2 separate regions of the Mus musculus genome follow, and region 1 is linked to region 2. The links are chromatin loops, found by intact Hi-C in ENCODE. Cell type or tissue: left cerebral cortex. All regions are shown on one strand. Each heading gives the region's core, and the rest is flanking DNA. Links, peaks and the distances in the headings are about the cores only.

Evidence for each region. A loop is a pair of places that touch in the nucleus more often than their neighbours do. Peaks named below come from ENCODE experiments on the same cell type or tissue, not always from the same donor. Only the 100,000 strongest peaks of a DNase experiment are listed, where the experiment ranks them.
Region 1: a loop joins it to region 2, with 2.4 times the contacts of the local background. A loop is called at or near these places in 1 of 42 quality-filtered maps.

The regions. Positions count from the first base shown.
Region 1 is chr9:64,348,614-64,365,887 of GRCm38, reverse strand. No RefSeq gene overlaps it. Among named protein-coding and RNA genes, the nearest start is that of Dis3l, 16 kb to the right of the region's middle. In left cerebral cortex, for the core only: no CTCF peak of the experiment used is centred there; a DNase peak (open chromatin) is centred at 10,043.
Region 2 is chr9:64,492,112-64,507,460 of GRCm38, reverse strand. It overlaps Megf11 (multiple EGF-like-domains 11), which reads right to left. Exons shown (of 25, transcript NM_001134399.1): 2 at 5,838-5,938; 3 at 1,332-1,433. The coding sequence starts at 5,932. Among named protein-coding and RNA genes, the nearest start is that of Megf11, 110 kb to the right of the region's middle. In left cerebral cortex, for the core only: a CTCF peak has its summit at 5,903; a DNase peak (open chromatin) is centred at 6,068; H3K27ac peaks cover 408 bases.

The DNA of each region.
Region 1 (17,274 bases), core at 7,274-12,273, 150 kb after region 2:
AGGAGAAGATAAAAGACTAACATTGCTACTAGTGAATAATGAGATGCAAGCTTTATCAGTGAATGTAAGGCCACCACCAAGCCCAGCCAGCACCCCATATACGTGTGTTCCATCCAGCGCTCTGTAGAATGTGAACCAGCATGCCAGAATGGCCCGGTGTGTAAATTAGACATTTTGAAAGGCTGCATTAAGTCTTTGGGGCCACCAGGGTACCTTTTACCGCATTGATGCCACTCTTCAATAGACACAGTCTCTTTTCCATCTGACCTGCATTTTGATGACAATCTGATGGAAGGGGTAGCTAGAAGGGCTCTCCAAAGTACGGCTGAAACTAGACAGGGGTTGGGGGGGGGGAGATGGAGAGTTGCAGCTGCCAACCCACCGTGGGCATGGACTCCTCAGAGCTGCTTCTGAAGCAAGCTGTCAGTCAAATAATAAGTGAGCCAGCCTCAGTTTCCAGAGTGACTTCTCTGTGCCAAGCACACGCAGGGCTGACTCCTTCCAAAGCTGAGAGGAAGGTGTGCTATATACATCAGGGACGCTCTGCAAGAGAAAAACGAAGAGGGCCTGTTCCAGAACACTGCACAAGATGATTGTGGGAAACGGTGCTTTTTTTATGGGCAGTATTTAAAAGATAAAAATGAGTTTGAAAATGGCTACTCTCCACCAGGCAGTGGTGGCACATGCCTTTAATCCCAGCACTTGGGAGGCAGAGGCAGGCAGATTTCTAAGTTCGAGGCCAGCCTGGTTTACAGAGTGAGTTCCAGGACAGCCAGGACTACACAGAGAAACCCTGTCTCAAAAACAAAAACAAAAAAGAAAATGGCTGCTCTCCCACATAGCCTCAGGAACATGAGGACTTGATTTTCTTGTGGCTATTTGTGTTGTTGTTGTTGCTGTTGTTGTTGTTGTTACAAGGTCTCACATAGTCCAGGCTGCCCCTCAAATTCTCTGTATAGCCAAGGATATCCTTAGACCCCTTCTGCTTCTCTTTCCCTAGGGCTGGGATTACAGGCATGCACCACCATGTACAGTTTGAGGTGGTGTTGGGGATTGAACTCAGAGCTTTGTGCACACTAAGCAAGAGGTCTATCAAGGTTTCTGCAGAAGAGAAGACTGAACTAGAAGTAGCAGAAAAACAAATTTTTATCTACTTTATTTTCAATGTACAAACATACCACTGATTCACTAAACATGTTTTTACTGAAAACCTATATTTCCAGGCATAGCTTCAGAGTCTAAGCCGTGGGGAGCAGTAGGCAGAACAAAGTCCTACCTTCTGGGGTCTTGTACCTGATGGAAAGACAGATAATAAGCAAACGCACGTGCTATCCTTTTGTAAGGAGATGGCATCTGTGCAGTAAATTTTATGTCCTCTGTGTTTTGCCTGCACATATGGGTGTGTGAGGATGTTGAATTCCTGGAACTGGAGTTACAGACAGTTGTAAAGTTGACATCCACTCAAAAATTGAACCCAGGATCTCTGGAAGAGCAGCCAGTTCTCTTAACTGCTGAGCCATCTTGCCAGCCCCATGATTTTATTTTATTTTTAATGATATACAGAGGCCCAGGTTCCAGAAGAAGGCGTAGGATACCTCGGAGCTGGAGTTACAGGGAACCAAACTCTTGTCCTATACAAGGGCCATGTGTGCTCTTAACCACTGAGCCATCTCTCCAGCCCTGCTCCACAATTTCTAAATGTGCCTTCCTAATCCGGAAAATCAGACCCAGTTGGAAACATCACTTAAAACAATCTGGGTTTTACTCTCTCTGAGGCCCCTGTGGGTCCCCTGGACTCAGCTGGGTGGTTCTTCTGCTCTGTGGGATCCCAATTTAAACAGCTGTCCTGGAACTCACGCTGTAGACCAAGCTGGCCTCAAACTCCAGCCTGCCTCTGCCTTCCAAGTGCTGGGACTAAAGGTGTGTGTCATCACTGTCTGTCACTGCACTCCCTCTTCTCCCTGGATCAGGTTTTGGCTATGGATCTGTGGTGGCCTGAATAGGTTCGGTGCCCATAGGTTCATGTGTTTCAATGCTTGGCCATAGGAAGTGGCACTCTTAGGAGCTATGGCCTTGTTGGAAGAGGCTTGTCACTGTATAGGTGGGCTTGGAAGTCTCCTATGCTCAAGCTCCACACTTTGTGGAATAAGAGCCTCTTCTTGGCTGTCTTCGGATCAAGATTTAAAACTCTCGGTTCCTCCAGCACCGTGTCTGCCTGTGTGCTGCCTTGCTTCTCACCAGGATGATAACAGACTGAACCTCTGAAACTGTAAGCCAGCCCCAATTAAATGTTTTCTTTCTAAGAGTTGCCTTGACCATGGTGTCTGTTCACAGCAATGAAACCCTAAGACAGTATCCCATACTAGCCTTGAAGTCAGTACATAAAAACTTAGGCTGTTTTTGAACGTGCAGTCCTCCTGCCTCAGCTTTCCAACTGCTGGGATTATAAAGCACATTCATGCCCATCACACACAACTTCACGTAGTCTTTTCACCTAGAATCTCTAGCAGAGTAGTTAGACTTCATCTAAATAACTTTCAGCTGCCGGAAGTGCATAGCCTTCTTGATAGGTGAACGAGAAAGCTCAGGACTCCATCCCATAATAGTCATGAGTCATAGAATTCAATGGGGTAAAAACCATGTGAAGACTTGACTCTAGGGAGAACTGGTCCTTTATGGGCCTCCTTTAGCCACTAGCCACACAGGAGAGCATTCTAGCAACCCAGGGGAGATATAACAAACTTCCTGGACAGCGGGGTTTAGTGATGGGAGTGGTCCACCTGGAATCCATTTTGAGAGCAGGAGTCTCTTTTTGTTGTTGTGGTTTCTTTCTTAAAACTCAGCCTCTCTGGGCTTCTGCTTCCTGACCTAGAAGATGAGATCAATGACAGCCGCCTGCTCCGCCTTGTAAGGTCAAAGTGACAATCGTGATGTAACAGCAGCTTTCTGAAGATCGTTACCCATGCCCTCAGCTGTGAGGAAACCACACACGGTGCAATCCTGAAATGTCTTTCCAGTCATAGGCCCATCTGACTGAAAGCCCTTGGCCAAGTCACCTCACCTGCCTTTGTCCATGTCTTTATCTGTGAAGGCAGCCTGTAATAAGTTGGCTGCCTGTGCCATCATTTTTGCAAAACTCAATCACAAAGGAAGAACACACTCTTGAAAAGGTGTAGCATGTCAGATAGGATATATCATTACTGTAACAGCAATTACAGACCCACTATCTAGGCAAGGGCAGGGGCAATAAGAATGGGGCAAGGCCCATATAATCCGCCCTTTCTGGCAAGACCTAGGACTTCCAGCTCTGTGTAGGACCAGCCTGGAGAGATGAGACATCACCAAGAGCTGCTGTAAAACACATCCCTTTTTGCCAGTCAACCATTCACATGGCATTAAAGTTGGTGAGTCATTCAGGTACAAATGTATATTTGCAAGCTCAGAGGGAAAATGTTTTGTTGTTGGGTTTTTTTCCCCCAGACGGGAAAGCTAAAGGGTAAAAATACACCAACTGTAACATAGAAGGAAAGGAACAGCAGGTCCCAGTGGGGACCCAAAAAACCCAACAGACATCAAGTCTTCAAATTGGAGACATTTCCCTGGACAATGGTGGCACACACCTTTAACCTTTAATCCCAGCACTTGGGAGGCAGAGGCAGATGGATCCCTGTGTTCGGGGCTAACCTGGTCTACAGAGTGAGTTCTAGGATCACCAGGGCTACACAGAGAAACCCTGTCTCAAAAAAAAAAAAAAAAAAAAAAAAAAAAAAAAAAAAAAAAGGTTGGGTCGATGTTTCTGGGTCCAGGAATGGTCTAGAAGCCAGAGCAAGAAGGGTAGGTAAGACAAGGACTCTAGTCCCACTGGCCACAGAGAGCCTTTGCGTCTTAAGGTCTCATCTGAAAGACACCCACACACCAAATCTAGGCAGTATTCAATTTATTCCCTGCAGAAGAATTAAAAAAACAAAACCAACCATGTAATGCTTGTGCAGATGTAACCTGGGGTTCTAAGAGAGGGGAGGGCAGCCGCTTAGACACTCACCCACCCCCTGCAGACAGAGGAGCAGAGTACTCTAAGGACAGAAACAGTCTTGGCTTTCAAAGAGTACTTCTGTTTTTATTATCATGTAAGGCTGTAGTCAGTGTTGAATGATAATAAGAAACCCGCACGGGGGAGGGGGTTGCACCCAAATCAGAGGCATACACAATAAAAATGCTATTATGGACTTTTGTGAATATAAATAGTTCTTAAAATGAGGCTGCTAAGACTGGCATCTCCGATGCTCCCTGAAAGAGTCCGGGTGATATATTCCAGCTTTTGCACTGGTCACCAGCTTCAGCTGGATACTGCAAATCGAGCCCGCTAATTCTTCTGCAATGAATATCAAATGCAGTCTGGTAGTGGGGCAAAGGAAGGTGATGGGGATTGAAGTGAAGGGCAGATAAAGGGCAGAGGGAAAGAGAGCCAAAGAGGGCAAAGGGTAAGGATAAAATGGAGCCAGAACCATGTCCCCAGAAAGCCTGTTCCTCATGGGATCTAAAGGTCTTGTGCAGCTGCCTGGCTAGCTCAGTCAGTAGAGCATGGGACTCTTTTTGCCTGGAACTCACTCTGTAGACCAGGCTGGCCTCGAACTCAGAAATCCGCCTGCCTCTGCCTCCCAAGTGCTGGGATTAAAGGCGTGCGCCACCACCGCCCGGCTAAGCATGGGACTCTTAATCCCAGAGTCATGGGTTTTAACTCAACACTGGGTAGTACTTGTGTTTGTCTGGGTGAGTTTATACATTCAATTCAAATCCATACATTATGAATTTGAATTTATCCCTATGAATTTGGCTCAGTAGTTAAGAGAACTTGTTGCAAAGGACCTAAGTTTGATTCCCAACACCCACATAGCTCACCACTTCCTCAGGCATACATGCGGTGCACAGACCTACATATAGTTAAAACACTCATACACAGAAAATAATCAAAAGAAATCTAAAAAGAAATCAGTTTTTTTAATTGTTTTCCAGTCTGATCTACAGAGAAAGTTTGAATACAGCCAGGCCTACAGAAAGAAACTCTGTCTTGAAAAACAAAACAACAAAAAATTTGGGTTTGGGGTTTGTTTTTTTGTTTGTTTGTTTGTTTGTTTGGGTTCTTTTTTTTTTTTTTCTTGAAAAGATGAGCTTCCTAGAACAATCTTAGGTATAATCCTGGGTGCCAGAGCACCAGTTTGTTTCCCCCTTCATTCTGGAGAAAGAATTGCAGTAATTAGTGTGTACTCACAGAAACTGAACAGTCTCGGTGCAGATGCTTCCCTTAAGATCATTAGCATTTCATGTGCCCTTGAGCTCCACTAAGGGGTCCGCCATGGAGGTCAAAGGTCCACAGAGCCTAAGGAGGGCCTTGTGACAGTGGGGGGGATGTAAACAGAGGATGCGGAAGTCAGACTAAGGTTGAGAATCCATCCAGCTGACCCACTGGGGAAAGGCACCCGCAGCGAAGACTGATCATCTGAGTTCACTCGGCAGAACCCACATGGTGGAAGGAGAGAGTCGACTCCTCCAACAAAGAACTGTCCCCTGGTCTCTACACGTGTGTGTATATGCTCCGTGCCCCTAAATAAGTAAATATAAAAATTTTGAAAAAATTCAGAGAGCCAGGTCAGCCCAAGGCTGGAAACAAGGGGTAAACACTTCTGTGCATCCTTCCGATCATCAAGGCACAAAGCACCTGCTCACCTAGGGCGGTCTTGGGGACCCGAGACAGTAACTGGCGGTTGGAGAAGCCATAGGAGTCTGCCAAGGGAGTTGATATCTTATCGGTTCTGTTACCCGCTGGCACTGGGTCCTCAGGGCCTGAGTAAGAGATGGCTACTGAGAAGCAGGGTCTCTGAGGGCCTTAGACTGGACTCAGCCCAGTCTTCTCATCTTGACTCTGTCGGCCATTGGTGCCACACTGTGCAAGTGTCTGAGCCATCCCTACACTGTGCCATGTACCCATCCCTACTGTGTCCTGTTCGGTCCTCTCCTGCCCTTTCTACCCTCCTCACCTCCACCTCTCCTTCATTTCAAGCTCCTTGGACCATTCTGTCTTCATAGTTTCTTTCATCTGTCCAAGTCACCACGATGTGACCTACAGACTGATCCTCTAATACATCGTTTGGATCATACCTTCCCCCTGGCCAGGAGGTCAAGAGAAAGGCCACATAGGCTGCACTGGCAGAGTCACAGAGCTGCAGTAATCCATCCCTTGGGGAGCGCACAACATGCTCCCACACACCCCAGAGGCCAGACATGGAGCTACGGGATTTGGTCTTGCTCTGGCCCTTTCTTGCTGTTCTCTTATTCTTCCATTTGGAATGAGGGATGGTTCATCTGAACCAACATATGTTGGAGACATGTAACTCAAGGTTTTTGTTGTTTTGTGGGGATTTTGTTTGCTTGCTTGTCTGTTGTTTTGCTTTTTGAGACAAGATTGAATGTAGCCAAGACTGGCCTCCAAATAACTATGTAGCCAAGGATGACCTTGAACTCCTGACTCTCCTGCCTCCTCCTCCAAAGTGATGGAATTATGGTCACACACCACCACACCTGGCTTAGGCAGTGCTAAGGCTCAACCACAGGGCTCTAAATATGTGAGACAAGCACTCTACCAATTGAACTATGCCCCCAGCCCTGTAACTTCGGATTGGTTTTTGTTTTTTGTTGTTGTTTGTTTGTTTGTTTGTTTTACAGGCCTTAGAGTTTGCTTGGTGTCTTAAAAGTTTTTTATTGCTGTGACAAAGCATCATGACCCAAAGCAAGGGACACAGGGATTATTTCATTTTACAGCCTGTAGGCCACCCTGCAGGGAAGTCAGGGTAGGGACTCAAGGCAGGAACCTGGAGACAGGAGCTGATCCAGAGGCTATGGATAAGCAATTCTTGTTGACTTGCTCCTTGTGGCTTGTTCAGCTTGCTTTTCCCCACCCAACTCCCCTTGAGGCTTGGTTTCTCTGTGTAGCCTTGACTGTCCTGGACCTGATCTGTAGACCAAGCTGACCTCAAACTCAGAGATCCACCTGCCCCTGCCCCTGCCCCTGCCCCTGCCCCTGCCCCTGCCCCTGCCTCCCAGGTGCTGGAGTTAAGGGTGTATACCACCACACCAGGCTGTTGCTTTCTTATTCCAACCAGGACCACCTGCTCAAGGATGGCACTGTCCACAATGCCTCCCATATCAATCACTAAATAAGAAAATGCCCCACAGGCTTGCCCACAAAGACATTTTTTTCCCTCAGTGTGTTTCTCTCTTTTCAGATAACTTTAATTTCTGTCACGTTGGCAACACAAAACAAAAACAACCAGGACCCCTGGTATCTTAGAGGAGACGCTGGGCTTTTGAGTCACGTTGGAATTGCTAAGACCATGGAGGTGATTTGGCTTTGAGTCTTCTGGGCACCAAAAGAGGGATCATTATGGCTTGAACAAGGAGTCTCCCCAGTGGGCTCAGGTATGTCCAGTGTAACTGACACCTGGTGGGATTTGGAGAAGCAGTAGGCTCCTGAGGACTCTGTCCCAGCCAATGCAGTAGTCCCTTGATGGAGCCATAACATAAGGGCACTATTGAACGTTGATAAAGTCAGAGGTGGGGCCTGTTTGGAGATGAAGCATGGAGGCTGCTGGGAGTGTGTGCTTCAGGGTCTAGCTCGTGCCCTGGTTCTGCCCCTTATTCCCCTTTTCCTCTGCTTCCTGGCTGCTGCTGTGATGTGAGCTATTCTGTTCCCCCTTTCTTTCCCACCATAGCAGATTGACGCCCCCAAACTGTGAGCCAATATAAACCCGTCCTTTCCTCCAGATAAATGGGTATCCTTCCTAGGGCTCTCCACTCCCCAAAATCAACCCCGGACTTGGTGTGCTGACTCTGAAGACCCTCCCCACCCTGCCTTGTACTTCCTGGGCTGCATTCTGTCATAGCCCGAGCCACGTTTCCCGTTTCCACGGCCACGTGACTGCTGGTATCTCCTCACTGCTTTGCCTAGACTCCGGTCAGCCATGACCTCTGTTGCTCAGCCATCAGGCACCTAAAGTACACAGACAGTACACTTAGAGTCCCTGCCATAAGCTGGCAATGACTTCACCCTACTGTAACCCCTTACACTGTGTGGCGCCACCACTGAACACCTTTTCTCTGCATACCTTGTACTCCTTAAATACTCTCTGTGTCCATGCAGTCTTCATGTGCAGGCACTGTCCGAATGACTGGCATGTGTTCAGCCATGCATGCGCTTGGGCGTGTATGTGTGTGTGTTTTGAAACAGAATCTCTCATTGCACCTGAAACGTAACTGTTTCAGAGACTGGCAGGACAGCAAGAGCCTGGGATCTGCTTGTTCCTATGTCCCCAAACCAGTGCTGGGGTGGGTGTGTGCTACCCCACTTGGCTTTTGTTTCTGATCTTAGAATCCTAACTCCAGTCCTCCAGCTTGCATGGCAAGCCCTTAACTGATGGATCTCCACATGATAATTTGTGTGTCCTATCCTAGAGCCCTAAACAGTTTTCCAGTTAGGAGAAAGCCTGGGGAAGAAAATTACCTGTTTTGTATACATGTATTTTGGGCGTACAGGGTACACCATGGCACACATATGGAGGTCAGAAGATAATTACTCGAGTCTGTTCTTCCCTTCGCCCCATGGTTCCTAGGAGACTGAACTCAGATGGTCAGATTTGACGAGGGCCTTTACCTGCTAAAGCATAGCTCTGCCCTGTGCTTTTTTTTTAATTATTAATTAATTAATCCCTCCCCCCAAGACAGGGTTTCTTTGGGTAACACACTTGGCTGTCCTAGAACTATGTAAACTAAACTGGCCTTGAATTCACAGATCTCTGCCTGCCTCTGCTTCCCCAGTGCTTAAAGGTTAAAACCACTGCTGGCTGGTTGGTTTTATTGCTTGCTTGCTTGCTTGCTTGCTTGCTTGCTTGCTTGCTTGCTTGATTAATTGATTGGTTGATTTTTAAAGACCCCCAGTTCTTGACGTTACTATGTAGCCAATTCCTGTCCTGTCTCTACTTCTTAAGAGCTGGGATCAGAGGAACGCACCTCTAGGCCAAGCTAAGAATATTCTTCACTGACTTCTACGAAGCCTCAAGACTCAGTTAAGACAACATCCTCTAAACCCAAGGCAAGCAAGTGTTCTGTGCCCTCTGACCTCCACCACTCAACTCAGATTAAAAATTCAAGAGCCTCACCAGAAACACCTGCCACGGGTCAACCCAGCAAAGAAATTTTGCAAAGTTGCCAGCTTCTAACCCAATAAGGTTGAGGGTAACTTCGGCTCATGACATGAATCCCTACCACTGGCACTACGACAGTCTCGAGTCCTAATGGAGTAGAAGCATGTCCCCAGCCCCACGAGGACACACGCACGTCCCCGCACACAGACAGAGACAACTTAATAAGCCCTGGCGGGATTTGGAAGCTTCTTTCCCCAGTAGCCCGTGGAATTGAATTTCTGCTCTAAGTGCATACGTGGATATGCGTCTTCCATTACTTGTTTAGGCAGACTATAAAACATGACTGTTAGAAGAGCCACCGATTTACGAACAGGTTGCAGGCTGCAGGTTCGTTTGTAAGCCATTTGAAACTTTGAATGTGTATTTTTCCTGGAAGCAAGAGTATTTAGGTTCCCAACAAGCACCCACTTAACCCACGAAATGCTGTACTCTAATGCAAAGAAGCAATCTTCATTGGAGTTTGCAAACTCTGCACAAATGTCTTCAGTGGCCGAGGTGCGGTGCAAAGGCAGAAGAGGGGATGGCATGGGAAGATGGAGAAAGACAGACGCTGCGTTGCACATAGCCTTCCTGTAGGGTCAGTCACCCTCCAGTCTCTAGTTAAATGGCTTCCACAAGACAACAGGCCAAATGTGCCAACCAGAAAAAGCCAAAACCCAAATCTGTATGTGAAAATTGCAAGCATTTTTCAAAACACTGCTGATGAACAAGACTCAGCACGCATGCTCAGTGAGGTTACTGGTTGGGAGAGAAAGTATTTTTATTTAGGTAAGTCAACACCAGAGAAGTGTTTCCTCACTTCTGGGGAAGTGGGTGGCTCATCCTGGGCACTCGTCCCAGGACAAGGCTCTTCTTTGCACAGAGAAGCTTCATGTCTCTGTGGCACTAAAAACCCAAAGCTGACAAAGGGTGGCCGGCTCTGAAGCTATCCCCGGCTGGTTCCGGAGCTGACTTTGAGGACAGAAGCTCTGCGTGTGGAGGCCAAGACGTCACAGTTCAGTGTCCTCCTCAGTCTCTTTATTTTTTAAATCATTTTTATATTTATTTATTTTTATGAGTCTGAGTACATGTATGTATGTATGCTGTGTACATACCTGGTTAGAGGAGGACATCAGACTCCCTGGAACTGGAGGGATAAATGATTGTAGGCCATCCAGTCGGAGCTAGGAACCAAACCTAGGTCCTTTGCAAAAGCAGCAAGTTCTCTTAACTGCTGAGCCCTCTGTGGCCTGCTACATCACACATGTTCCTTATTGTTTGAGACTAGGTCGCTCATCAAACCTGGAGCTTGCTGGATGAATGGCCGGGCATCCACAGGAATCCTGTCTCCACCTTCCCAGAGCTGAGATGTCCGGCGTGCTAGGGATCTGAACCCACACCTTCATGCTTGTGACAAACACTTTACCAACTGAGCCCCCTCTGCAGCCCTCTCCATTAACTTTGTGATCTGTGTAGGTGTTTGGGGTTTGCAGAGGAAATTAGGACACCCCATGTCTTGCTTTTGTTGTAGTCTTAGCTTAATTCTTGCTTTGCTATTGTTGCTCCATAGTTTTTGATTAGTTGTTGGTAGTGATTTTTTTCAAATGGGGGTCTACCATGCTGTCAAAGCTAACGTTAATCTTGCTATGAAGCCCAGGAGGTCCTAGACTTAAAATCTTCCTGCATTTACCTCCTGAATGCTGGAATCACAGGCATATACCACCATGCTCAGCTCTGTTATATCTGATTATAAATATGATATGGGTTCACTATAGCAATTTTTAAATTCCCCCAAAAGTAATCATTGCTATTGACTTATTTTTCTATTTTTCACACTTTTTTTTTCATTATTCAGGCACAGTAGATTAAATGATACCTCATGTGTATGTGTCCCTGTCCTTATCTCTGGAATCTGTGGACATGCCTTAATTTAAACAAGGGTCTTGGCAGATACAATTAAGTTAAGGCTGTTGAGATGAAGAGATTATGCAAGATGTCCTGGCAGGTTCAAATTGCAAGGGGAACGTCTTTCTTTAAAAAAAAAAAAAAAAAAAAAAAAAGACATATGAGCTGGAGAGATGGCTCAGCAGATAAAGAACATGCTTGCTGCATAAGCCTGATGACCTGAGTTCAAGTCCCAAGCACCCATGTAAAAACTAAGTGTGGACAAATGCCTGTAAACCCAGCACTAGACAGTAAGATAGGCAGGCACACCGCAGGGGCTTTCTGGCCAGCCGACCTAGCCAAGGCATGGTGAACAAACAGTTCAGTGAGAGACCCTGTCTCCAAGGAATACAGTGGAATGTGATAGGGGAAGCCACGCCACATACTGCGCTGACCTCTGTACCTATGCACAAGTGTATTTGTGTATACACACATACACTCGCACACGTGCGCGCACACACACACACACACATACACACACACACACACACACACACACACACACACACGGAAACACACGGGCAAAAGACACACAGAAGAGGAGGATGCACTGTGACTATGAGACTGGTGTGGCTTCAGTGGAAGAGTCCTGGCAGCCTTCGCAGCTAGAAGTGGCAAGGGACCCTCTCTACTGGCCCTTTGGATAGCAGCACACTTGGGCTAATTGTTGGTGCTGTTGCCCAGGTCTTAAGTTGCTCACTGGTCCTCTAGGGTTTGAACTACTCACAACCCATCAGCAGGAACTGAGATAGTTATGGGTTACCCTGTAACTGAACATGTGGGGCCTGAGCCAATTATTATTCATCAAAGTTCATATGGATTGCTTACGGGTGGCTGAGGGCCTCCGGAGCAGCCCCTGGATCTTAGAACTACCTTATCCACTGATGGCTTGCCTGCATCCTTTGAAGGCTTGTCTGTCATCCAGGGCCAGTGGTACCACTGACTCGTTACCCTGAGGGATTTGAATCACTGACTACGTAATGCCCTTTACTGACTGTTTAGGTCCTAAACCTCTGCTACCATCCTGGTGATCCAGCATAGCACTAGGCTAAGAGTACTGGCCAAGCTGACCCTCCATGAGGCCACCCAAGGCTCAGCTGGAATTGCTGCCTGGCATCCTGACACTTGGACTCTTAACCTAATTAAATGGAGGGACCACGGGCCAGACTTGTAATAGTTCAATTGAGGAGATTATATCTTGGCTTGGTGCCCAAAATCTCCTCCCCCACCCCTGTCCTTCGTGGGTGGGCAGTGGGTGCACACATGTGTATGGGTACGGTACATGTATGTGTACCTCTTGAGGTCAGAGGACAATCTTGACTGTCATATTTTGAGGCAAGGCCTCTCATTAGCCAACTAGGCCAGCGAGCACCAGAAATGTGGCTCTTTCTTTGTCTTCCTACCTCTGAGATGACCAGCATACACAGGTTGTTTTCTACACGGTTTCTAGGGATCGAACTCAGGTCCTTGGGTTTGCAAGGCAAGCTCTTTCCAGACTAAGCCCTGCCTTCAGCGCTCGGTATCAGAATTCTGAATTACACTCACAGACTCTTTGGGACACTTGTCGTTCTCGGAGCTCCACAGACAAGCTCCACCTTTTCAGTATGTTGTTCCCACCTCGTCCTTTGAGAGTTGTCCGTGGACTTTCCCTGAGGTCCATGTTTGGCCTCAAGGAGAGTTCAGTCTGAGTTCCTCCTGTGCTGGGGGAGGTATCTGAGTAATCCCCTCCATTCCTCCTCAGTGCAGCCACTCCTGGAACTTCCCCTCCCACTGGCCCTGCAGGTCAGACAAGCCGCTCTGTGGATGCAGTCTTCGGAGAGAGTCCTGCTAGACTTTGGCTTTCTGGCCACCAAAACCATGACAGAATAATTCTGTTTTCCAAAGTGTGTGGTAGTTTGACACAGCAGTCCTAGGAAGCAAACCCAAACAACACACAAACATTTGTGACAGTCAGCTTTTCATCACTGTGACAAAGCCCCAGGAGAAATGACTCAGATAACAACAAATTTGGGCTCATGGTTTCAGTCCATGGTTGGCTGACCCTGTCTCTAGCCTGAGGTGAAGCAGTACAATGTGACACAAGGGGACAGATTGGGGTCTACCTACCTTCCTGAAGTTGGGATCGAAGACAGAGGAAAAAAGCAAGCTAAGTGAGAACGGGTTTATCTGAGCTCCCAGCTCAAAGGTGTTGTCCTTCATGGCAGGGAAGCCATGGTGTCAGAGCGTGAGGTGGCTGGTCACAGTGCAGCTGAATTAAGGAGCAGAGGACAATGGGTGACCGTACTCGCTCACTTTCTTTTTTTCCAGCCCAGGCCCCAGCCCACAGAATGGTGCTGCTCAGAGGGAAGGTAGGTCATGTCGCCCCAGGGAACCTGATCTACAAGGTCCCTCACAAGCATGCCAACAAATAACTATCACAGACTAATCCCTGCCCTCAATGCATGGCTCCTTTTTAATTCTTTAAAAGTATGTTTGTGTTTGTACGGATGCCCAAAGAGGACAGAAAGTACTAGATCTTCTGGGGTTGGAGTTACGGGAAGTTTCTCTTTGCCCAGATTAGGTGCTGAGAACTGAACTCCAGTCGTCTGGAAGAGCAGCGTGCTCTCCTAACCTCTGAGCCATCTCTTCAGGCCCAGTTTGTTCTTCTTGAAGTAAACTATGTCTGGAGTACACATCTCAACAAGATCTGCCTTTTCCTTCTCACTGATGACACAATGTACTGTGAGTGTGCTTTTCCATTGGTTTCACAGATTTTAAACACATCGAGGAAACAATATTGCAACAAGCTGGAGTTGGCCCTCTTCCTTTTGCTACAGTTGAAGTCGTTGTGGATATGTGGATAAACATATATATGTTTGGACATGCACATACAGATCTACTTAAGGTTGTCATTTTTCCACCATGTCTGGCTTTCCACTTTCTGCTCTCAGAACTGAATGTGACCGAGTAAGTGCTTTGACTAGTGATGTATGGAAAGAGGTCAGTGGTGTCCTTCAGCACTGCAAGAATAAGTATCCCACCTGCTTTGTTCACTTCCCCCTGAAATCCAGAGGGAGTCACATTTGCCAGCTCTCTTGGTGAGCATGACAGATAGACTAAGGGGACCCATGGTTTGGTTGAGGAATCTTCCCATGTTGCTGAAGCCACAAAAATCTGAGGGGTTTTGTTACTGTAGCGCATCCCAGACAACCACATTGAATTATAATATATAATACATATCTCACATGCACGTGTTCCTGCTCTTTTTTTTAATGTATGTATTTTATATGTATGAGTGTTTTGACCATCATATATATGCAGTACCTGTGGAGGCCAGAAGAGGGCGATAGATTCTGTGGTGGTGGAGTTATGTACAGATGGTTGTGAACATGCTAGGAACTGAACCCAGGTTCTCTGCAAGAGCAGCAAGTGCATTTGACCCCTGAGCCATCTCTCCAGTCCTTTCTGTTCTTTTAAAATAAGAGAAATTTCCATCTGCCAAAGCAATTCCACTTATACATATATTTCCAATAGAAAACAGCACAGTGGTGCACCCCTGTAAACTCAGTACTCTGGAGTCAGGGGCAGGAAGATCACCACATGTTCTAGGCAAGCTTGGGCTACGTAGAGGTTTAGGCCAGCCAGGATCTCTCTAAAGCAAGAGCTCTTTCAAAAACAAAATATTATAAAATCAAGTAGAATTCAAAATTTGTCCACCCCCAAATTATCACAAAAATGCTTATATTAGTATTTCGCATAATAGTGGAGATGTGAGTTTTTCCAAACATCCATCAGTGGTGAATTAATAAAGCATGGTTTATCAATAAAATGAAATGCTATTCAACAACTTTTAAAACAAAATCGATGCCATACGCTATGACATGGGTAGACCTTAAAAACATTATGCTAGGAGATGGGTGTGTGGCTTAGCGGCAGAGCACGTGCCTAGAATGCATGTGCCTGTGGGGTTCACAGCCAGTGCTGAAGAGGAGGAAAGTCTACACTAACCGGAGGGAGGGCTGTCACACAGAAGCAGGTACTTCCACAATATGCCAGTTATAAATTCACAAAGTAAAATTGTGGGTGCTTGAGTAAAGGGGGCAGGGGGATGATAGCTCAAAGAGTGGGGCTGGAGAGATGGCTCAGCAGTTGTGAGTACTTGCTGTTTACCAGAGACCCAGGTTCAGCTGCCAGCACCCACACCAGGCCTCTCATGACAAGCCTGACAGGGGATCTGACATCCACATCTGCCTTCAACAAGCTCTGCACGTATGTGGTATGCATACAGATATATAGGCACACACATACACACATCAATAAAAGTAATTTTTTTGAAAGAATGGGATTTACTTTTCAGATGACCAAAATGTGTGTTACACTTGCCGTTAAACATATTTATGAAGAATTGAATATATCTGTTAATATAATAACCCATAAATTATATATATAACTATGGGTATGTTTATAATTGTATAGGTAATATAGAAGGTATATAACTATAATAAATAAATGTGGTTATTTGTGTTTATATTTAGTTGAGTGTATTTACAATTATACATACTTTTATTTCATTCCATTTTGGTGTTGGGGACTAACCCCAGGGCCTAGCACATGCTCTACCACTGAGCTACACCCCCAATCCTGAACTGTACCTCTGAAGGGAGCACTGTGTGGTCCATAAAGCTGCTAACAAATTAAATAACTGTGGAAAAGAAGTTTAAGTATTGTGAGTAGTTTATCATGGCCTGCTTGGTGTTGATCAGCTATATCCTATTTAGTTGGTTTTTCCTTTTTACTTTTCTGCCAGATGATGAATGTAACAGGCCATGGACAAAAAACTCCATGTTACCAGGATCATAAATCTCATGCCAGCATTAGCCAATAAGTAGGGTTGCCCGTAAGTCTGCATCCGCTAATGAAGAGGCCGGCTTCAGGTTACTGTCTACACTTTTATATACACGGAGAATAACTGCAGTTCCAGGGCTCAAAGACTTCCCCTTCCCTCTGGCTTCTGGATCAGGGATTGGCAGGTGCTGGGAGCTTCAGAGAAAGGGAAGTGTTCTGTGATCACTGTACTGCCTCCAGCTAATTAAAGAACAATGTTAGGGGACTGGAAGGGCACCAAAATGCCTTCCAGTCACAAAAGATAAGGCCTTGAAAGCTAAATGGTAAACAAGACAAGATTCTTACGGTTTCTAAAATCTAAGCTGGTTCTCTCATGGGGCTTCTAATATCTCTTGAAGTGTGTGTGTGTGTGTGTGTGTGTGTGTGTGTGTGTGTGTGTGTGTGTATGTGTGTGTGTGTGTATACAAGCTCTCTACAGAGATGAGCTCTTCACAGTCTGCCCATCAAAGCTCTGCACAGGAGGCATGCTGCCCAGGGCCCAGCTGCCCACTGTGTCAGGCTTGCTCACAGAAGCCACCAGGTGAAGGAGGGCTCAGAGAGGGCTGACATCTTAAATTCACAATTCAGATTTTCAAGAGATGCCAGGAGTCCTCTCACCTAGCCCAGGGATCCTAAGAATGGGTCCTATAGCTCACCTCCTCTTTTTTTTTTTTTTTTTTTTTTTTTTTTTTTTTTGGTTTTGTCGAGACAGGGTTTCTCTGTGTAGCCCTGGCTGTCCTGGAACTCACTTTGTAGACCAGGCTATTTCCAACTCAGAAATCCGCCTGCCTCTGCCTCCTGAGTGCTGGGATTAAAGGCATGGGCCACCACACCTGGCAGCTCACCTCCTCTTTCTGAGAGGCTGTTGGGTAGGAGTATAAAGTGTGGCCTTGCTGCCCTCCCCCAGTTGAGGAGGGGACAGCTTTGTGCAAGGCTCTAACGTGAAGTCTGGGCTCAGGATGATGACGCAGCGCTGGAGCCATGCAACCTTTGCTCACTGAGCCATCTCAGTAGCCCGAGATTCTTTTTTTTTTTTTTTTTTAATCATCTTGGTAGCTGGGCATGGTGATGCATGCCTTTAGTCCTAGCCCTCAGTAGACAGAGGCAGGTGCATCGCTGTGAGTTCCAGGCCAACCTGGTCTACAAATCGAGTTCCAGGACAGCAGGGGTTGTCCCACAGAGAAACCCTGTCTCAACAAACAAACAAAAACAAAAAATTGGTAGACAGAATTCT
Region 2 (15,349 bases), core at 3,124-8,123:
ACAGAAGAAACGACAAGGACCTTGAAGGCAGAGCCCTTTCTGTTCCTCTACATACCACAGGGCTGCCCTTGTCTCCTCCTCTGTGGAGAATAGAAAGGCTGGAGTCCTTTCAGCCTGCTTCACACGGAATCCTGGGCTGGGTTGGGAGGCTAGTCCTTCAGCCGCAGTCTGGACAACCCTCTCAAATCTTTAAAATTCTCACCTCATGACAAACGACAATGATGGCCTCATGGGAAATCTGTGATATTTGGGAATGCGTTAAGCTAAGGTCATTCTACTTTGTCAAAAGCCTGTAATGGGTAAGCTGGCCTCACAAGAAGCTACTTCCCACACACAGGAAAGCAGGCCCTGGCCTGGAAGTGTGTGTGTGTGTGTGTATGTAGCTCTCAGATAAAAAATGATTCATAGTTGACACAGAAGTCACTGGGCCATGGGAAGTCCCTGCTACACGGGAAGACTCCCAAGTCTTCAGATAGGGAGGGAGAGAAAACTTACACGCTGATACATCACAGGAGAGGGACCGCCATTGCTCCTGACTCCCCTAGCCTTGTGTGCCCCCATTGTAGGGAGCTGGACAGGTAGTCCCTGGGGCCAGGCTGCTCTGGGGAGGATGCTGGACCAAGCTACTACAGCCCAGAGACGGATGGTGCCGCTGTCAGCATGCACACTCCAGGTCATCAAGAAAGCTCCACAGAGACTCAATAATTTAGCAAAATTACTCACGTTCCAGGAACACAGCCTATTTTAATAAGCAGCCTCTCATTCACCCGGCCCCAGGGTAATGGAAGGCTGTGTAGCCTCCCAAGACAATGGAGCCACACTTTGGAACAAACTCGGTTCTGGCTCAAGAATACAAGAGATCAGGGCTAGACCAGTGCCAACTGCTGCCTCTGCCTCTGGCTATGGCCATAGGCCAGCAACTCTGACAAAACTGGGAGAGGTCAGAAGAGAGCGTGGAGCAGGCAGCACAGGGTGTGTTACCACTAAGTGGGTGACTATTGTGCACAACTCGGGCTCTCTCCACTAGGATCGATGAGGGAGTGACTAGAAATGCCTCAGAGCTTCGTGTTCTCCTCTTGATAAGGAAGTCGGGGTGCTCATCCACCAACTTTCCATGTCGCTTGTTGAGGGTTTCTTGCCCATAGGTCATGAAGTCCACCACTTCCAACCAGAAGAAAGCAGCTAACAGTCTCACACCACCAGCCTTCAAGAGTTCCGGGCATGCAGTATGGACAGTGCACACAACACGGGCTTCACAGTTCTCTCAGTAACAAACTAGAGAGTTGGGCACTTATCCTCTACACCTACACGGTCCTCTGGGGTGTGCTTACCGGTGCCGGGTACACTTGAACCAGTTGAGGATGTCTGCACATCGTGTGTAGTAGATCTGATCAAAGGGGTGTGCATAAGACTCCTGCACAGTCACGGCATAGCTGAAGACCAGACGAGAGATGGAAGCCATGGTCAGCAAAGGCCAAGCCCATGCGGGGACACACCTCCCTCCTCAGACTTGCTCAGCCCCAAGTCCCAAGACCAGGATCCAGCTCTGACCTTCCCTCCCAGCTCCCAAACTCCTGCCCTGGATCTCAGCTATAACCCTAGGCCACATCTGTGCTGGTTAGAGTTAACTGACTGTCAACCTGACAGAATCTAGAAATTAGCTAGAGGATGTGCCTCTGAGCAGTACATGTGCATGCAGGTGTTCTTGCTTGTGTGCATGCGTGTGGAGGCTGAGGACAACCTTGACTGTGGTCTCTCAGATGCCTGCCACCTTGCTTTATGAGACAGGGACTCTTATTGGGCTGGGAACTTGCCAAAGAGACTTAGGTAGCCACAGTGAGTCTCGGGGACCCACCTGTCTCTGTCTCCCTCACTCTGGGATTACAAACACTCATCATGTGTCCAGCTTGTTTGTTTGTTTAATGTGGGTTCTGGGAGATCAAACCAGGCCCTAATGTTTTCTAGGTCAACACTGGTCCGACTGACTGTTCCCAGACAATCTTATGAAGCAGGTAGAAGAATTAATCTCACTTTGCAGATAAGGAAAGAACATCACACAGCCTAACTCTCCAGTCCTTCCAGTGACCTTCCGGTCCATTCTATCTCTAGCATAGCTGGGGCTTCATAGAGGATGTCTCCAGCCCTCCCAATGGAAGCAGTCATTGTCATCCTGCCTATTAGCCATAACCTAGACCAGCAGGTGGAAGCCACAGGAAAGCTGTTCCGGGCTTCACCAAAGTAGGCATTTGCTTTGTCACCCTGGCCAGGTGACATGAAACAGTGCTACTGATGCCTGGCTGCTGACGCATGGCACACACCTCCGGGGCAGGCTGGAGAGCGTGTCAGGAATTAATTGTCATGTAGGCTGGTGTTCCATGTTTTCCCCAGAAGGCTCACTGACCGGGGCCAGATGGCCGGGCCCAGGCTGTAAAAGCCCATCTGCTTTGCCTGAGGAAACTGTTGGTTCATTTGCAAGGGGGCTGGGGGCTGTGGGGCCACAGTCTGCTCCCCGACGCCTGTAAGGCAAAAGGTCTGGACTCCTGCAAGGAGGACAGGAATGGTTTGGCAGTGCTCAGAGATCCAGGCAAGCGGGAGTTCTGTCTGACACTGAGGATGATAAAGATGACCCTGAATGTGGGTACCTGGAAGATGTGGCCCAGACATACAAGTACATGCAGACATGGCCCATATGCCCCTGTTCATCGCCAGGCCTTAGGAAACAGGCAGGTCAGCACCCATCCCTGCTTCCTGCAGGACTTCAGTTGAAAATAGCACCACAATGCATTTTGCAAGGCCATCTCTTGGAAGGGGGATAAATGAGTCAGAGCCTGGGCAGGGGGGTAGAGGGGGTGGTGTCCTATCACTCAGTAGTGTGTTCTTAAACATGCCACCGAGCTCCCATAAGCCTCTGTGTCCTCAATTGAAAATCTATGACATCTATGAAGGATGTCATGGATTACCGTGAGAAACAACAGACAATGGTAGTAGTATACACCTCTCAGGGTGAAAGTGGCGGGGGGCGGGGGGGGGAACCACTTAAAATGCTTACAGACTACATAGTAAGTGCTTAATAGATGCTAACCTTCATCAGTATGACAGGCAGTGGTTTTCCCCCTGTGCTAGGCATGAACCGATTCTTCCTCCTTTCCATGTTGGGGACAGGGAGTGAATCCTGCTGCTGAATAAATGCCCAAGAGCTTGCAGCCTCAGCTTCCTCTTCCAGCACTGACTGAGGCCAAGGAACCAGCCCCAAAGGTATTGATGTCATGGGGTTGGACCTAGCTTTGTAGGATCCTTGGGCTGAGTGAATCCAGCTAGAGGGCCTTGTACCAATGCCAAGTCTCCAACCTGAAGTGTGTGCCCTGCTTCCATAGCTGGGTGGTTTAATATTGCTCACTTGCCAACATGCTAATGAGTGCTGATCCATCTTGTAGCTCCAGGATTTACCTGGGGGTGGGGGGATGGGAGCAGGGGCTCTACCCTGCGTTTTGTGGTGGGGGATATAACTAACTAGGCTCATCCAGCTGGAAAAGTATCCCCAAGTGCTCTCTGAGAACCAGGGTGTGTTTCTGGAACGGCACAGGCTAGAAACATCTAAACACAGTATCGGGGGAGCTGAGCTGGAAATTCCAAGAAGGAAGAACGCTGCTGGATGCAGGTATCGCAGACGGCCTTCTTCCCAGGGGTAGAGGGAAAAGACCTGGGCTTCGTGGCCGTGTGGCTCCCTGTTCTCTCAGGCAGGCTGTGACCTGAGCTGAAAGCTGCAGCCACCAAAGAGTCAGCACGTTTCCGATAGTTTCACATTCCAGCCTTGTTCAGGTTGAGCAGGTGAGACAAGTAGAGTTTGCTTTCAAGTTTAGATAGATTCATTGCAGGTTCTTTCATAAGGAATGGCTCTCTGTAACAGAGAGTAATCCAGACTGGAGCCTTGGAAGAAGACACAGATGGCCAGAGACGCAGCGGGAACCCTAGAACCTGGCTACCACATCAGTCTTACCTGGGTGGATGATGGACAGGCTTATCTGAAGAAGGAGGCCCCAAACCAGAGACTAATGAGGAGTTCTAACTATCACTGAGGCTCTCTAAACACTGGGAAACAGAAGCTGAGATTCACCAACCAGGAGGAAAAGGGAAAACATAAAAGATATAAGACTGATTCTGAGTCTCTGGGCTGGGCTGCAAAGCCTGCATTCACACACCCCTAGTGAGTTTAGTGTGCAACTGAGTTGATAATAACCCCCGAGCTGGAATTGCCAATATGAAGACGGTGATTACAAAGCACATTTGTGAAATGTGTGCCCCGATCCTCCCAAAGCCTGTGAGGATGTTTATTTTCCTTGCTATCCAGATGGAGCTGGCCCTGGGCTCAGAGTTCAGAGACTCCCCAAGAAGTACAGGTAGCAAACAGAAAGCCCAGGGGATGCCCTGAAGTCTTCACAGATCTTTTACATCCTTTCCCAGTACTCTTTCCCAGGAAATACTCTTTGCTTTAGCCTTGATGTCATTACAACTTCACACGGGATATCCAGTCACCAGACAACACACTGGAGTAAGCACTGTCCCTTTGCATCCAACCATTCTTCTTGGTCCATGAGTGTCTCTGCTACCCCTGTGCACTGCCTCAGTGAGATGCTTCTGTCTGCCTAGGGGCTGGCCATCCATCCTCCAGGGCCCATCTTACTTTTCCTCCTCCGCCATCCACTTGCCCCACTGGGTCTTCATCTTAATTTTATTCATTTGATTTATTAGTGTCTAAGTGGCAGAGCCATCCTGGTCAGCATGGCCAATCAATTCCAGGCTTTAATTCGGTTTTTCCTGATTGGGTCTCTGGTCATTGTCTTTCTGCTCACCAAAATCAATACTTTAACCTTGTACTTCAAAGTCAGACCATCTGCAGAGACCTAGCCTAGACTCTAGGACTTGCTGCCGCAGTCAGTTTGAGGCAGGCTCTCTGCTGTGCTCCAGCTACCCTGTCAGAGCTAGCCCTGATCAGAGCAAAAACAGATGAGGCCTTCCCATCCTCCCTGTAGCAAGCCACCTATCTACTCTTGCATTGCTGTCAGTCCTTGGAGACTGTGACAGACATCCCAAGAGTCCAAAATCAAGACATCTAGGACCACAAAGCATGCCTCCTCACCCTGGCTGCCACTCTGGCTGTAGACAAGGATAGAGCTCCCCGGGCCTCTACTCCCTCATCTGTAAATGGGTATGCAATAATTGAAATTGACTGCCAACTTGACCAGATCTAGAGTCACCTAGAAGGCAAACCCTGGGGGAGGGGCGGGGATCTCTAGACTGGGTTAACAGAGGTTAGAAGCTCTGCCTAAGGGTGAGAAACTTCATTCCACAGGCTGGTCTTGGACAGAACAGGAAGAAGAAAGGGAGATGAACATGGTCATCTCTCTCTCTCTCTGCTTCCCACATGTTACCAGCTACCTCATACTCCTGCAATTGTCCTTTCCTTGCTCTGATGCACTGTATCCTGGTGCTATGGGTAGAAATAACCCTTCCTTTCTTAAGTTGTATTTCTTAGATATCTTGTCATAGCAATGAGAAAAGTCTCTAGTACAGGGTGGGGATGTAAAGAAGGAAGGGGAAAGACAGTCCAACAGGAGACTGTCACCCACAGTCAACATGTCCCTGTGGTCCTGGCTCTCAGGAATCCACACTGTTTTACCTTGTCCTAGTTGGAGCTACCCTGTCCTGCCTCCCCTTACTGATTGGTCATCAGGACCTTCACAGCCAGCTGCTTCCTCTCCTGATTCTGGTAGTTCTCTAGAGTGCCTCATACAAAATGAGCCCTCCAGAGAGTGGCAGCTCTGAGCTGCCCACCTTACCTCTCCCAGTGGCTACACACATTGGGGTCTTCAGGGTTCAGAGCAAGAGCAGCTTGCAGAAGGAAGACAAGGAGGCCCACCGCAGACGGCGCCATCGGGGCCTGTGTGGGAGAACAGAGAAGACAGGCTTACTCAGACTTCGGTTGCGGCATCTGTTTGGTGCTAAGACTTGGTCCTCCCTCAAAGTGAGGGAACGGGCACTAAACAGAGCAGGTTTCCCACAACTGCCACACAGCAGTCAAGACTGGATACTTCACACTTACAGAGTTGACTAACATGGCAACAGCTCTGAGTAACTGAAGAGTCTGAGTCATGGATCTGAGATCGCTCCAGGAAGAGGCCCACATGCAATGCAATGCATTGGCTAAAGTTTCACAGAATTCAGAGCATCCCTCCACCCACCCACCCCCCATCCTCAAAAAATCTATCCTTGATACAGAAACCCAGATCTGGCCATTGTAGTGGCCAGATCTCCTTCCTCCTCATCTTTGGCAAGGCTGGGTCATCCCATCGCCTCCTACTCCTCCTATGCCGAGGAAGAGAAGCAGACAGTGTAGCCCACAGGGAACTGAGCCCAGGCAGCTTTCTGAAACACTCTGGAACTCTGGGCCCCTGCTTCTTTCCTCCTACAGGATATCAGTGCCCTGGGGTCACCAAATACCATTCCCACTCTGAGATGACCAGCCGAGATAGTCAGATAACGGGGCTTTAAGGAAGCAGCATGCCCAGGTTATCAAGGCTCCTGAAATACCATTGTATGTCACGTTTTTAGTACAGATACACAGTGCCAACTACCTTGATCTCTAAATGAGAGACACAACACACAGCTTCTTAAGGAGGCTAGAGAGTGAGCCATGTGAGGGTGGCTAGTGGTCACTGACTGACCTTACTCCCCAAGACCTTATAACCCTACACTACAGCCTTAGAGAACAGCTTCTAGTCTAAATGTCCCCACCACGGGGGACACACACAGAGCAGCGAGGACACTTCCTGTGGAGCTGGACCTCATGAGTCCCAGTGTCCTTTGTGAGCTGACCCAATGCCATGACTCATGGAAGAGGTTCTATTGGGATTTATTTAAAGGTTTTAATGAATCCAGAATAGCTTTTCTTTTCAACTTCTGACACTAAAAGAAATACACTTTCCATTAAGCAGGGCTGAGGAAAACATTTTGACATTGGAAATCATTCCCCAGATTTGAAATGGTTGGTTATCTAGCCCACAGGCCCTAAGATTTTAGATGAGGGCCATTTCCCCTCCTGGGAGGACAAACGGGAAAGGCACATATCTGCACACATCCCGAGATCCAGTCCTCCATGCGGCCCCTTTCTCCTGGAAGCTTAACTGCTTGACCCCCACCTCCCTCACTTCCTTGTTAAATTCTTTTTTTAAGCAGCTCCTTCAGCAACAAGCCAATCATCACAAATCCTGTGTAACCATGGGGTCTAAATTAATGACTAATGAGGCTGTACTTTCTACATTCATTCTGGAAATCACCCAGCTAAGTGCAGATTTAGCTGGAGATCAAGGACATTTACAGATCCCTGGGGGGGGGCGGGGGGGGGGAGGAAGGGTGGCTCCATTGCTTCTCTCTAAACTGGCAAAGCCCAAGAGGTGCAGCTACTCTCCTGGTCCCACCTTCTCTCCTCCCAAGTTTAGCAGCAGAGACTCAGCAACTGCCACACGCAACCTGGAGTCCACACAGCACAGCTTGAAGGCAGCAGCCATTGTCAGCATCCACATAACCACTTCATCCTCCACTAGGATATTCAAGTAGACTCAAAAGGGCACCCAGTGACAGAAAGAGTTGGAAAGCCAGAAAAGGCATGAACATCTTTTCTGTGGGGGTCTGGGACGATTGAGTATCCCTGGAAGGAAGGAATGATACACACAGAACTCAGGAAGGCAAATAAGACTTGAATGCAGAACGTGTCTTGTCCCTGTTTCCTGTGTAGCCCTAAGATGGCACTTTTAAATTTAGTAGGCTTTGAATCTATCAAAGGACCCATGATAACAAGAGGGATGGCGACTTGGATCAGAGCCATCATGGGCAAGCTCTTTAGAAGTCTTCACTAAGCCAGGTATGGTAGCACATGCCTTTTAACTAGGACTTTGGAGGCAGAATCAGGTAGATCTCAGAGAATGTTACAGGACAGCCAGGATGACACAGAGAAACCCTGTCTTGCGAGAACGACAGCAGCAGTAGCAACAACAACAAAAGTCTTAACTAAAGCTTTCTTGTTGAGTCAGGTCTGAATGGCACCGTTTACCTCTTATTGGCAGGAATCACTGGAGACTGACCATGGCAGAGAGGGTGACAGTTGTCTGAATGAGCACTCTAGAAGAGATGGGTGGAGTGGAGGAAATGATGTTTAGACTGACAGTTTGAGGCCTAAGATACCAAGTCTTTACCGGGGACCATGCCCAGTTCTAGTGGGGGAGGGAGAGAAGGACGTCCAACATTACAGGGGAATTGGCAAAGCCTCTCAGAACCTCTGCCATTCAGTCTTTCCTGGAGCCTGGCCAAGTCTGAATCGTATCCTAGGCTGTGGATGGGGCTCAGTACTACAGCAGTTGCATAGTGTGTACTAGGCCCTGAGCTCCCTTCCAGCATCGAAATCAACCAACCAGGAGGTCAGTCAATCAATCAAGAAGATTCGGATACAGCTTAGTGACTAAGAGCTCTTGCTGCAGAAGCACGAGGACCTAAGTTTGTATCAAAGCACTGGGTATGACTGTGCGCACACCACGAACCTCTGTGGGGGATGGAGACGGGCTGAGGATCGCTGGCTGCCAGTTTAGCTCTGGGTTCAGTGAGAGACTCTGAACCAAGAGAATAAGGTGGAGAATGATGCAGAGGGATGCCTGGTGTCCTCTTCTGGCCTCTGTACACAAAGGGGTATAGGAACCCGCATGCACGTGTGCACACACGCACGCGCGCGCGCGCATACACACACACACACACACACACACTTGTGAACATACACACACATCACACACATACACACATACATGTGAACACACATACATACACCTTTTTTTTTTTTAATCAGGCTAGGCGTCTTCACCCCTGCTCCATCTCTCTCTTCAGTCTGTCCTTTGTCTTCAACTCTGCCCAGTCAGATAGCTTCTACTACTACCCAGCAGAGCCTGACAAAGGTCAGCACCACTGAAAACATCCCCTTTGAGCCCCGGCCAGTGACAGCTAAGGCCCCATGCTCCAGTGTGGTCACCCTGCCTACTCTGCCATCTTACTAGCACGCTTCCTTTATCTTTCCAACATGTTGGAAGCAACCAATGGTGGGGACCCTACACCTCTGCTTCATGGACTGACTCCCAAACAACTGCATCACCCAGTCTCTGACACTTCAATTAAGAAGACAGAAAAGCAACCAGAAAGAAGCTGTCAGCATGTGAGGGCATCTCCTCCCCAATCACTTTAGTGGGACTTCCTGGGGGCTCTCAGGGAGCACAAAGACCAAAGACATATGCTTATGAGATGACCAAGGGAAAATCAATCCTGCCACCATGGTTATTAGGTGACTCCATTTGGAGTGACAGAGGTTAACGTATCAGGCACCACCAGGGCATTAATAATTAAATAAGAAAGCGCCCCAGGATCATTTCAGAGGGAGAGACATGTAAATAAGTCAGCTGGCTTCTTCCCTCTGTCTCCTCCCTCTCCCTGCATGCTAAGAAGCAGAGAGGGGAGCCAGGCTCCAGAGTTAGGGGGCTTTTTCCTGCCTCAGAGGGTAGGCGGCATTGTAGCTGATGAATGGAGGGGCAGAGAGTTGACTGGGAGGTGACTCACACCTGCTAGTGGGGTCTAATCAGTCCACGCCCCCACCATGGCTAGAGTAAAAGGAAGTCCTTCTAGCACCTACCTATGCCTGAAAAACCCAAAACAGCTCTCAGGATAACTGAGACCCACTGACAGCAGCAAGTGGGGGGCTGGGAAAGCCCTGGTGGAGTAAACCAGACTAGGGATGGATAGAGATGCAAAAGTGGAGGTAGATTCGCACTGGGGTGTGGAGGCCAGGTGTGGCAGGTGGCACTGGGGTGTGGAGGCCAGGTGTGGCAGGTGGCACTGGGGTGTGGAGGCCAGGTGTGGCAGGTGGCACTGGGGTGTGGAGGCCAGGTGTGGCAGGTGGCACTGGGGTGTGGAGGCCAGGTGTGGCAGGTGGTACTGGGGTGTGGAGGCCAGGTGTGGCAGGTGGCACTGGGGTGTGGAGGTCAGCTGTGGAAGGTTGCACTGGGGTGTGGAGGCCAGGTGGGCAGGTAGCACTGGAGGAAGCAGATGGGAGAAGCTCCTGCAGTGGCCAAATGGAAACATTAAGAGGTGTTTTACAACTTATGTGGGAAATTAGAGTCCTTTGAGAACATTACAGAAGCGTTTCCTGCAAAGGCTCTGAGGAATGTCTGGTCTCTGCTGCCTGCTCTGTCTTTACCTTCACTAGCCCTGGTACATGGTGCATCAGTACAAAGTTCAGGCTCTGACAGGACCTAAGGATAGACCTTTCTAGCTTGGCCAGCCAGGTGAGCAGAGTTGCTCATGAGCCCAGTGTGAAATACTTTGTTTCTTTCATTCAAGGTCAAGTTTGCCAGGAGGCCTAGTTCACACCAGTGTGCATCCTTCACATTTGTATTGATTTATTCTGACTCCTCTAGGCTGCCACCAGATATCTTAGGAAACAATGACCTTGGGCTGGGGATGTGGTACAGTCTGCAGAGTGCCTGCTTAACATGTATGGAGCACTAGGATTAGTGCCCAGCACTGCATAGATTGAGCATGGTGGTGCTAATCCCAGCATTCAGAAAGCAAAGACAGAGTATCAGAAGTTCAAGGTCATCAACTACACGGTGAGTTCAAAGTCAGCCTGACATATTAGAAGCTCTCAGAGAAAGAGAGACAGAGGCAGACAGACAGAGACAGAGAGACAGACACAGACAGAGACAGAGAGACAGAGAGAAGGAAAGATACAGAGAGAAAAACAGGGACAGAGACAGACACAGAGACAGAGAGAGACAGAGACAGACAGACACAGAGAGACAGAAACAGAAACAGACAGAGAGACAGAAACAGAAACAGACAGAGAGACAGAAACACACAGAGAACAAGAACAAGACATTGACCTTCCTACCTAGGAGTCCCGATCTAGCCTGGGTTGGCCATGTAGACTAAGCCAACTTTGGCAATGTTGACTTGATGTTAGCTTGACTCAGGCCAGCACTTGTGGTGTCCAGCCTGTCGTCTTGATGATACCCACACCTGGCCAGGCACCAGGGGCTCTCTTACCCAATGTGCATAAACTGGGACCAAAGGCAGATAGACAAACAGATGGCCCTCGGACCTGTTGTTATAAAGTGATTCTTGTGCAAAACTCCAATTCCCGCTTCACTCCCTACCTGCCTTATCCTGAAGGTGCTAAAATCTTATACACTGAAGCCAGAGCCATGGGCCCAGAACCTCCTCCTCTCTGTGCCCCTTCCAGTGAGTTCTTCCTTCTCAACCAGTTTGCACTGGCATCAGGGAACCAGCAGTCAGGTGCAGTTTTATGGACCTCAAACTCCTGATCCTCCTACTTCTGCTTCCACCGTGACTGGGACTATAGGACTGTGTGCTATCACCTTAGTTTAGGCAGTAACCGCGATTGAACCCATGGTCTCTGGTACACTTAGAGACCCTACCAACTTAACTACCTCACCAGCACTGTTTTGTGGACCTTGGAAAGGTTCTTCTACCACAACAAAGAGGATGGGGTATAATGACTACTTGGAATCCATGCAGAGAAACTGGGAGAAGCATATGTCCTAGTTTGCTATCTTTAACTATAATAAAACACTCTAACCAAAAGTACCTTGGAGAGAAAGAATAATTTTGCTTACATTTCCAGGGTACAACCTATCATTGAGAGAAGTCATGACAGGAACAAGAGGGGATATATTCCTGAAGAAATGCTGCTTGCTGGCTTACTGAAGCTCATGCCCAGCTAGCTTCCATATACAGCCCAGGGCTACCTACTTAGGGAATGGTGCCACCCGCAGTGGACTGAGTCCCATATCCATTAGCAACCTGATAGATGCAATTACTCTATTCAGAGTCCCTTTTTAAATAGTGCTAGACTTCATCAAGCTGACACTTAATGTTAACAAGAAGGTGACTCGTGAGGACTAATGATGCCTGTCATGGGCCTTAAATAGGAAATACAGACCCATATATTTGGGGTCCCCACAGATGTCATTGGTCCAAAGCTACTCTTCTGTAACTAACACCCAGACACAGCCTCTCCATTTTCTCTGGCCTTAAAAACCACTTTTTTTTTACCTTTCCACATACCCTTGCCCTTGCCACAAACCTGGAGAACACCCAGGGACAGTGTTTCTATCTGTTGCCTTCACGTCTGCTCCCGGTACACAGAGCACTACCTGCACTGAGAGGGACTCTGTCATCTCTGTCAACCTCCTAACTGATTCTACAGCTGGCCTCTGCCCCCACTCACCCCAAGCCTTAAAAGCAATTCACCTGCCTCACCTGACAGAAACCACCACTCATCCCTTGAGGAGGGGATCACACGGCACATGGAGCCAAGTGAACTGCATCGCAGGGGCACCAGGCTGTTGGCATCCGTCATAGTGGGCACCCGTGACATCCTGAGTGTGACTCAGAGCCCTCGGTCTGGGCCTCCCCATCAGCACCAGCACTCATCTGCCCAAGGATGCAACACAAGGCAGGCATTGAAGGCTGCTCAATAGCTCACACTGCAAATGAGGACGAATAATATCCTGAGCGGCTCATGAAAAGGCACTTTCAGGACCAAGAACAGCAGAAGCTGGGATTAATTGTGCACACACCTCACATCTCTCTCAGCATGTGGGTGCAGAGAGACCTCTATCTTCTATTTATAGGACATACACACACTTCTGTTATTTTTCTGAATAAAACAGAAAAGCCAAGTTTGCACACAGGAGGCCAACACCAAGGTTACTGTCCAGTCTAGCCACCATATTCCCTTCCTTGCCCCCCCCCCTTGCTGGTCCACTATCCCCGGACCCATCTCTGTTTACTAGCTTTGCTGGGGTCTGATGAGCGTGATGAAGGGAGGGACCACAGTTAGCCTCCTCAGCCCACCACTAAGAGTCTCTGTCTTTGGCTTGAAGCCTCCTGCTCCCTAGTTATCCCACCAGGGACAGGGTTTATATTGACCACTTTCTAATCTCCCTATACAAAACTAACTAGCTAGCTAGCTAACTAACTAAATCCACATCTCTTAACCTCCAAAAGAGTGTTCCCTTGACTGCAGGAGTGCAGAGTCCCAGTGCCAATGTGGAGGTCCCAGTCCCTCAGGATAAATCAGAAAGGGCCTTACAGTCCTCTCCCCAGACATGTTAAATGTCTTTGTCTTGAATGAGGTTCCGCTATCCTGATAAATCCTGCTTTCCCCTTACCTAGGAAGCCTCACACTGCAAATCTCATGAATGTCACAAGAGAAGCTGCCAATGACCATCCATCTGGATCCAAAGCCTGCCCTGTCCCCTTCATCCCCTGCCCTGCAGAAAGCAAGTAGCCCTGACACCAGCCAGGCTGGAAAGAGATCATAGCACAGCCATGCTGCTCGGGAGACATCTCTAAACTAATGAAGTGCTGGCCTCCTACTCCATTCCAGCTAATACGGGTTTTGCCCGCCCACCCCAAGCCCCGTGCTCCCCACTCCTGGGCAGGCAGCCTCACATGTATGGCCTCCAGCCCTGCGAAGATGAAGGCAGAAAACTTATCTGTGTTCTTAGACCATCCTATTTCTCACAAAGCAATTATCTCCATCTTTCCATTTCTGTGCAAATCAGGGCCCGCTCAGCCAGCCCGGCTGCTCCCCACCTCAATGCCCACATGCCTGCCTACTCTGTCTGCTATTCTCGAAGCCGCAGGGTTCTAAGAACTGTAGGGAGTCCTTCATGCCCAGGCATCGAGTCCTGGTTCCATCCTTAAAACCTCCCAGCTATAATGCAGACATCCAGGGGCTGTGGCCATCCTTGGGGGATGGGATCTCTTTCCTGCCCACTTGGGAAAAAAAACTCAGATCACAAGATGTGATCAATTACAAGTGCCGGGGAAGGCAGAAAGGACTGGGCCCTGAGTCCTGGAGATTTGTTCATCAATGGAAATTCAGGTGTCTCCAAGATATCTATATTCTCTGGATAGCAAGCCATAGGGTGTCAGGACTGGCCCAAGGAAACCCAGCATCATCTGCTGCCTAAAACCTTATGTCCCAGAAATGGAGGTGATTTCCTCAGGGACAGGTGGCTAAAGTGGCTAGAGTTTAAGTAAAGGACTAAGAGTCAACAGGGATGGGTTCAAATCCTAACACAGGCAGAGGATAACGTAGCCCAGCGAAAACCACTGCCTGCACTCCCCCTCCCATTTATTTATTTATTTATTTATTTATTTATTTATTTTCTGGAATGGGTGCCAGGCTGACCTCAAACTCTCCATGTAGCTGAGAATAACCTTCAGTTTCCAATCCTCCTGCCTCCACCTCTGAGATCATGGGTGGGAGCCACCACACCTGGGTTCTGTGGTGCTGGGGATAGCATCCAACGCTTTGCGTTATGCGAAGCAAGCACTCCAACAACTGAACTACATGCTAGGCCAGGCCTCATGTTTTTCATGGACCGTGTCACTAACATCACAGGCTCTGAAAGCTACACAGTGCGAGCAGGTGGAGTGTTCAATCCGGAGAAGATGTTCAATGAAATATTCATTTGCTCCCGACACACAGCCTCCACCTCGGAGACCCTTGCAGCCCTGTAATTTGGCTTCTAGAGTTTCTAAGAAGCCAGGAGGAGAAAAACTGAGGATAGGAAAAAAAATCTCTTGCTAAGGAACCTGGGCTCAGCTGAGGAAATGTGGGGTTAGTTCTAACTACAGCTATCCAGGTGGGCCCCAACATTCATTTGTCCATTCAGCCTTCAGCCACAGTGACACTGAGGTGACTCAGGCTGAATCCAGCTCCTGAACCCCAAACACCTGCTGCAGATACATAAGAGTGCTGTGAGAGGCAGGGGCAGATTCAAAGCACCACAGCCTTTCCCTAAAGGAAGCCTGGGGCAAGTAGAGAGGGAAACCAGAGACCTTTGCTGTGATCAATGTCCAATTGCCTAGTGTCCCCACTGACTAAGGCCAAAGGCAAGTCCAAAGTGCCAGTCATAGAGAGATGTGACCCTGAAGCAACATAAATGTTCACCCACATGGGGGCTCAGTAAGCCATCTCTAGCAAGTCTACTAACACAATACAAATGTTAAAACACATCAACAGAAAATGTGTATGGTGGTTCACACCTGTGGTTCTAGCACCTGGTGTGACTGTGGGGGACTGAGGCAGGAGGGTCACATAAACCCAGGGGTCTGAGATCAACCTGAGAAAGACAGTACTCTAAAACAAAAAGAAACAAAAAGAGAAGAGAAGAGAAGAGAAGAGAAGAGAAGAGAAGAGAAGAGAAGAGAAGAGAAGAGAAGA